2 separate regions of the Homo sapiens genome follow, and region 1 is linked to region 2. The links are chromatin contacts, found by Hi-C or POLR2A ChIA-PET in ENCODE. All regions are on one chromosome and are shown on one strand. Each heading gives the region's core, a stretch centred on a gene start or an enhancer-like site at or near the end of the contact. The rest is flanking DNA. Distances are from core to core; before and after follow the strand shown. Region 1 overlaps ASCC2 (activating signal cointegrator 1 complex subunit 2). Region 2 overlaps ZMAT5 (zinc finger matrin-type 5).

Region 1 (3,226 bases), core at 639-3,138, 54 kb after region 2:
CAGACACAGGTCTCCTGATTCAGGTCTGCTTTGCCACTTCCTGGGCTGTGTGACCACAGGCAAGTCCCTTAACCTCGCTAAGTCTCAGTTCCTTCTCTTGGCACCCACTTCCCAGGGCTGATGTGAGAAAGAAATGACATGTCGAAGCAGATCCAGCACTTTCTGGGCTCAACAAAGTGAATCCTGTTTCTTTTACTACAGGACTTTTCAGAGCCTTAATGTGCTCTGCGACTCCCCAAAAGGCAGACCAAGGGCACAGACACTTAAAATAAAATTTTAATTATTATTATTTTTTGAGACAGGGTTTCACTCTTGTTGCCCAGGATGGCGTGCAATGGTGTGATCCTGGCTCACTGCAACCTCCACCTCCCAGGTTCAAATGATTCTCCTGCCTCAGCCTCCCGAGTAACTGAGATTACAGATGCCTGCCACCATGCCCAGCTAGTTTTTTGTATTTTTAGTAGAGATGGGGTTTCACCATGTTGGCCAGGTTGGTTTTGAACTCCTGACCTCAGGTGATCCACCCACCTTGGCCTCCCAAAGTGCAGGGATTACAGCCACCACGCCCAGCCGGCACAGATATTTTTAGAACACATGTTGTCTTCCAGGGCACCATGGAATGGTCCAAAGGGATTAGGGGACCCTGCCTCTTGCCCACTGACTCCTTCACTGGCTATGATATACCTGTAGCACATGTATTGATGTCTCCACAACAGCCATGCTGCACCTCACCCATTCTCCAAACAGACCCTACATTTTCTTTAGGTCTTTCTACCTTTCCGTTTCACCCTGGAGCTCCAGGCCTGCACCCTGTGAGTTGGTTTTCCTGATGAGATATGAGGGGTATTGGAGACTTCTGGGAAAGGTATCCTAGGCTCTAGGAGAGACACAGGAAGACCTGGTCTGGACTATCTCCTGGCACTGTCATGTCTGGAAGCCATAGTAGAAACAGCTGCAGCCCCTCTGCAGCCTCAAAGGAAGTAGCCTGACCACGAAGTGAGGCCCCAAGAGACTGGAAAGATACATTCTGGATGATAGGTCAACCAAGCCTAGACGGCCCTACCTTACACCGCCTTGTCATGCAAGGGAACAGATTTCCTTACTACTTAAGCACTGAGTACAGCCTATCTGATTCAACAACGAACACATTTTAACTCCACTACCATCTGCAGCGTCCTACCTAATTTCTCATGGGATTAGGACATGTGTCCCTGCCGAAGTTCCTGTGTACCCCACCCCAGCACCTCCCACTCTGTCCTTACTTGTTTAATGGTCTTTCTTATGATCATTTGAGGGCAAGGCCGGGTATCCAGCTCACCCTGTTTCCCTGGTGTCTAGCATAGGATCTGGTGCTACTAAATCTCTTAATAAATATTTGCTGAATGAATAAATAATGAACACATGAATGGAGGCTTTGCCTCTTTGCAATCTGCAGCCCCTGGGCTACCCAGCACAGTGAGTCTCTCTGCGTGCCAGCCCAGAGGGCCCCAGGAACAAGGGCACAGTGTTCCAGAAACCTGGCCACCTCAATGCCAGCCACTCTGCTGACCCTGACAGCTGGGACCAGCCCCTTGGCAAATGCTCGTAGGTGACTTATGACCTAGGTGGGGTGAGATGAGACTTTACAATACCATGGGCCCTGGACAAAACCACAGATCAAGGTGAAAGGCCATATCCAGAGATGGCTAATCTCTGTGGGGAACTTACCAATCAGGCTTCCTGGATTGGAGCAGGGGGCCAGGCTTCTCGCCAGCCTGGAGGACCCCTTGTCTGCCCCTTGCCCACCGCTGGAGCTACAGAGGGCCATGCTGGCCTGGAATAGCGGCCACTGATCCAGGATAACATCTTTGGCCTGGGATCTGGGGGTGTTGCAATGTGTATGACTAAGCAGTTTGCAAGTGCTTCCTGTCCAGCCAGCCAGACGGCTTTGTAGTTGCCCTGCGCCAGTTCCCCAAGCCCTCAGCCAGCCAAGCTTTTAGCAGTGGACAGCCCTAGGGAGGGGTAACAGCACAGGGCCCTAACTGAAGAAGCAGCTGGCATTTCCGCCACTGGGGCTCCTACCACAGGAACAAGGCTGGCTGGTCTCCTCCCTCTCTGAACCTCACGGTCCCCATTCACGTGATGGTGAAAGAGCAGCCTGTACTTGTAAAGAAGTCCCCTGATTTCTAGATTCCATGCAGAACTTTGGGGGACTAGAATACATCTTATTTTGCTGTTCTCTACTTGGATGTTGTACTCTTTACCATGACATCCAACTCTCTGTCCCTCTGATGGGTCATCATTCCAACGCTGGGTGAACTCTCTTATTTTTTTTTCTTGAGACAGGTTCTTACTGTGTCACCCAGGCTGGAGTACAGTGGCACGATCACAGCTCATTGCAGCCTTGACCTCCTGGGCTTAAGTGATCTTACTGCCTCAGCCTCCAGAGTAGCTGGAACTATAGGCGTGTGCCAGCACACCCGGCTAATTTTTGTATTTTTTGTATATATGGGGTTTCGCTATGTTGCCCAGGCTGGTCTCGAACTCCTGGACTCAAGTGATCCACCTGCCTTGGCCTCCCAAAGTGCTGGGACTAGGCATGAGCCGCTGCACCCAGCCCTGATCTTTTCAAAACATAAAATATGCTGGCTTTGTCGGTTCATGGGACCCTTTGCTGTGCTCACTATGGCCTCGGGACCACTGTCCCTGTTGCTCTGCTTGGGAAGCTTCTCCTTCCCTCCTTTGCAGAAGTGACCCCTCCTCACCCTTTAGCTCTCGGTCCCATGTCATGTTCTCAGAGGAGCCTTCTTGACTGGGGTGAAGCCCTACCAAAGGCTCAGAATTCTGTGCACCTCCAGCTTGTAGTATTTGTTATACCTGCAATTTGATGTTGCTTGTTTGATGAGTTGATTAATGCAAACTCCACGTGGGCAGGGGCCGTGTCTGTTTCACTCCCCACTATATCCCCAGAACCTAATTAATCCAGAGCCTAGAATGCTGTAAGTATTAGACAAATATTTGTTGAATAAATGGATAAATCATGAACGGAATTTTCAATGCCAAAAAAGTAGGAAGGACATAAACTAAAAATAAATAGAAAGGCCTTAAAGTGGAATATGTTCACCTTCTGAAAAGCTCATTCAAAGTCCTTAATTTTCTCACAGCCTGGGGAAAATCAGGTCAAAGAGTGGTTTCTGGGAAGCACTGTCCACCAGTGATTTGATGGTTAACACATTAAAAGATGTAA
Region 2 (3,316 bases), core at 805-3,304:
CAGGCTGGTCTTGAACTCCTGGGCTCACACGATCCTCCCATTTTGGCCTCCAAAAGTGCTAGGAATACAGGTGTGAGCCACTGGGCCCAGCCTGGAGGTATAATACTTTAAAAAAATCCTGGCACTATGGAACTTCTCATTATTATCTTTGCAACTTGCTGTGAATCTATAATTATTTCAAAATAAAATGCTAAAAATTTTTAAGTAAATCCTAGTGCCCAGGAAGCCCACCAGCCAATCCCAGGATCCAGGCACTGCTCCACAGGCAAGACTGCAATCCCTGGCCTCTGTCTCCCCTCCTTCCACCAGCTGTAGGGCACTCAGGGCCAGACCAGCCACCGCCGCGGACAGGACTTCCGACAATCACTCTGTAGCATCGGCAATCACTCTGATCCTAATCTTAACCCTAGTTTCCTCTGATTTTTCCTATTTTTCTTTTCTTTCTTTGAGACAAGTTCTCACTCTGTCACCCAGGCTGGAGTGCAGCGGCATGATCTCAGCTCCCTGCAGCCTCCACCTTCTGCACTCAGGTGATCCTTCCCCCTCAGCCTCCCGAGTAGCTGGGACTACAGGCGTCCGCCACCATGCCCGGCTAATTTTTTAATTTTTTTGTAGAGATGGGGTTTCGCCATGTTACCCAGGCTGGTCTCGAACTCCTGGGCTCAAGCGATCCTCCCCACTTGGCCTCCCAAAGTGCTGGGATTACAGGCGTGAGCCACTGTGCCCAGCCTATCTTTACTTTCATCATATAGGTATGGTTTTAAATTTGCTTCTTGATAGGCAAGCTATTAATCAGTCAAAATCTGTAAGGAAGTAGGGTACCTGAGGATGGTATCCTGACTCAGGAACCCTTATATCCACCCCAGGGGAGGGGAGAGGCAAGGCCTGGGCTGGACATTCACCCACCACCTTTTCTAGAGGCCAAGGAAAGACCACAGGCTCCAGAGTCCAAGAAACCTGAGCTCAAATCCTAACAACATATGACCACGTGCAAGCTGCATAAACTCCAAGTCTCAGTTTCCCCATATGTCAAATGGGAGGATAGTTCCCACCTGGCAGGGCTGCTGTGAAAATGTCATCAGATAATGAATGGAGAGTGCTTTGCAGAGGAGGCCCGTGGCTCCCAACTCTGGTGGTACATGAGAATCACTAGGAAAGTGACCAGGTTTGCCTCTGGGGCCAGCAGTGGCCTTAGCACCATGTTCTCCAGGTATACGGCCAAGACTGGGTGGGTACACAGCAAATGGTAGCAATTCTTCATTTTTTCCTCACAAACCCTCTGAACAGCGCAAACATCCCCACTTTGCAGAGGGGAAAACAGAGGTTCAGACAAGGGAAGTGATTTGCCAAGGGCAACTGGTGGCTTGTGGGAGGCGGGGGCGGGCGGGGGGTGTGGTCTGCTGGGATAAGGAGTTGGTTGTCAGAGAACTCATGCCAGGGGGACCAGCAGGGTGGGGAGGGTCTATCTGTTAGCGCCGGGCTTGTCAGACTCATTGTACCCAGCTGGTGCTACAGACACCACTGCCTGCCTTTCCCTGAGGTGGGGGGGTACTAGGGGAGGGCATGTGGACATTGCCCTGGACCCCCAAGGCTGGGATGACTGAGGCAGGCGGCGGGACTGAGCCTGGGTCCTATACAAGGGGCTGTGCCAGGTGGCTTGGGGTGGGAGAAGAATTCCAGGCTGCCCACGTCCGCTTAGTGGTTCCTGACCCCAGCCACACATCAGAATCACCAGGCAGTTTTTAAAGTACATGGACACCCGGCCCCAGCCCTCTCAGGTTCTCTTTTAATTCATTGGAAGGGAGGGCATCAGAATTGTTTAAAGCTCCTCGGTGACTCTGAAGTGTACTCAGGGTTGAGAACCCCTGGCCCAGGCCCTGCACGAGGAAGCCCATGCTCTTGCAGTGGGTATTCAAGGCCCCTCATGATCTGATCCTATTGGTCCTTCTTGCTTCATCTCCCAGATGAACAGCTGCCCCTGGTGCCTCATGTTTCTTTGCTCAATCACTTAGACATTCATCTGCCAAACATTCACTGAGCATGTCCTGTGTGCCAGGCACCACGCCAGGCTGAGGATTTAAGTGGAGAACAAGTCGGAGCTGGTCCTTCCTTCTGGTCCAACAGTCACACTAATCCCTATGGATGTAAGCGGGGTAAACATCTAGCGTGTAGCCAAACGACCTGACCCGTTCTAGGGGTCGGGGAGGACGTCCCTGAGGATTTGCTGCCTGACTTGAGTTCTGAGGTGGTGGGGGGGCCTGGCTTGGGGCAGGGAGGACAGCAGGAAGGGCATGTCTACAGAGGGGACAGCTTATGCCCAGCAGATGCAGTGGCCAGGGTGGCTGCAGCTGGAAGGGAGAGGCCGGCAGGTCATGGAGGCCTGGGCAGGACAGGGGCTTTGCCCAGAACACACCATTCTAATTGGGCGCAAGCTCGCTAGGCAGAGGGGCCCTATTTTATCCACCTTTGAATCTTTAGAGCCTGCCTGGGAGCCGCGGACATGCTGAATGAATGAGCCCATGAGATGAAGGCTGGAGGGAATCCTTCTGAGGACCCACAGGCACCATGCCTACTTAGTAAGCTCTTATGTGCCATGCAGTCATCATGAGGTTACTGAGCCCCTGTCATAGCCCTGGAAGGTGGGGACTGTTGTAGCTGTTTTATACATGACAAAATGAGGGCCACAGTGTTAGTGAGTGACACCTGGGGACTGGTGCCCTGCACCTGACCATGGCGGATGGATCATCAGCCCCTCTGAGGGCTAAGGGGACGTGGCCCAGGCCAAGAAGCTGGGAGCAAAGCTGAAGTCGAGTTCATTCACACGGTATATCCGCAAGTCCCTGCGGTTGCTCAGAGTGAGCAGAAGCCCTGGGGCAGCCTCCTGAGGAAGTGGAAAGAGGTCATGTGCCAGCTTGGTCCTCGGTAGCTGGGGACCCAAGGTGAGGGAACCCACTGCCCTGGATTTTATTTCATTTATTTATTTTTTTTTGAGACAGGGTCCCGCTCTGTTGCCGAGGCTGGAGTGCAGTGGTGCAATCTCGGCTCACTGCAGCCTCCACCTCTTGGGGTCAAGTGATCCTCCTACCTCAGCCTCCTGAGCAGCTGGAACCACAGGAATGGGCCACCATGCCTGGCTAATTTTTTTATTTTTGTTTTTATTTTTTTGAGATGGAGTCTTGCTCTCTTGCCCAGGCTGGAGTACAGTGGTGTGATCTCAGTTCACTGCAAGCTCCACCTCCCAGGTTCAAGCAATTCTCCTGCGTTAGCCTCCAAAGTAGCTGGGATTACAGGAACCCACCACCACGCCCAGCTAATG

The links. Hi-C counts contacts between places; a loop is a spot of excess contacts on that map. ChIA-PET counts read pairs that join two places held with the same protein, here RNA polymerase II (POLR2A).
Region 1: a map of Jurkat shows a loop between it and region 2 (2.9-fold over the local background). The contact joins two enhancer-like sites. A Hi-C loop is called at or near these places in 1 of 168 maps with a recorded cell type or tissue (Jurkat). POLR2A ChIA-PET finds 5 or more read pairs at or near these places in 3 of 52 experiments (A673, HEK293 and activated CD8-positive, alpha-beta memory T cell).

What each region holds. Positions count from the first base shown.
Region 1 is chr22:29,797,488-29,800,713 of GRCh38, forward strand. The region is part of intron 15 of ASCC2 (activating signal cointegrator 1 complex subunit 2); the gene reads right to left. Among named protein-coding and RNA genes, the nearest start is that of UQCR10, 32 kb to the left of the region's middle. RefSeq lists enhancers at 1,202-1,702, 1,703-2,203, 3,095-3,226. Within about 2 kb of position 1,889, at least 31 of the 41 ENCODE cell types and tissues checked have a DNase peak (open chromatin) inside an H3K27ac peak, as active enhancers do.
Region 2 is chr22:29,743,002-29,746,317 of GRCh38, forward strand. The region is part of intron 2 of ZMAT5 (zinc finger matrin-type 5); the gene reads right to left. Among named protein-coding and RNA genes, the nearest start is that of ZMAT5, 22 kb to the right of the region's middle. Within about 2 kb of position 2,055, at least 2 of the 41 ENCODE cell types and tissues checked have a DNase peak (open chromatin) inside an H3K27ac peak, as active enhancers do.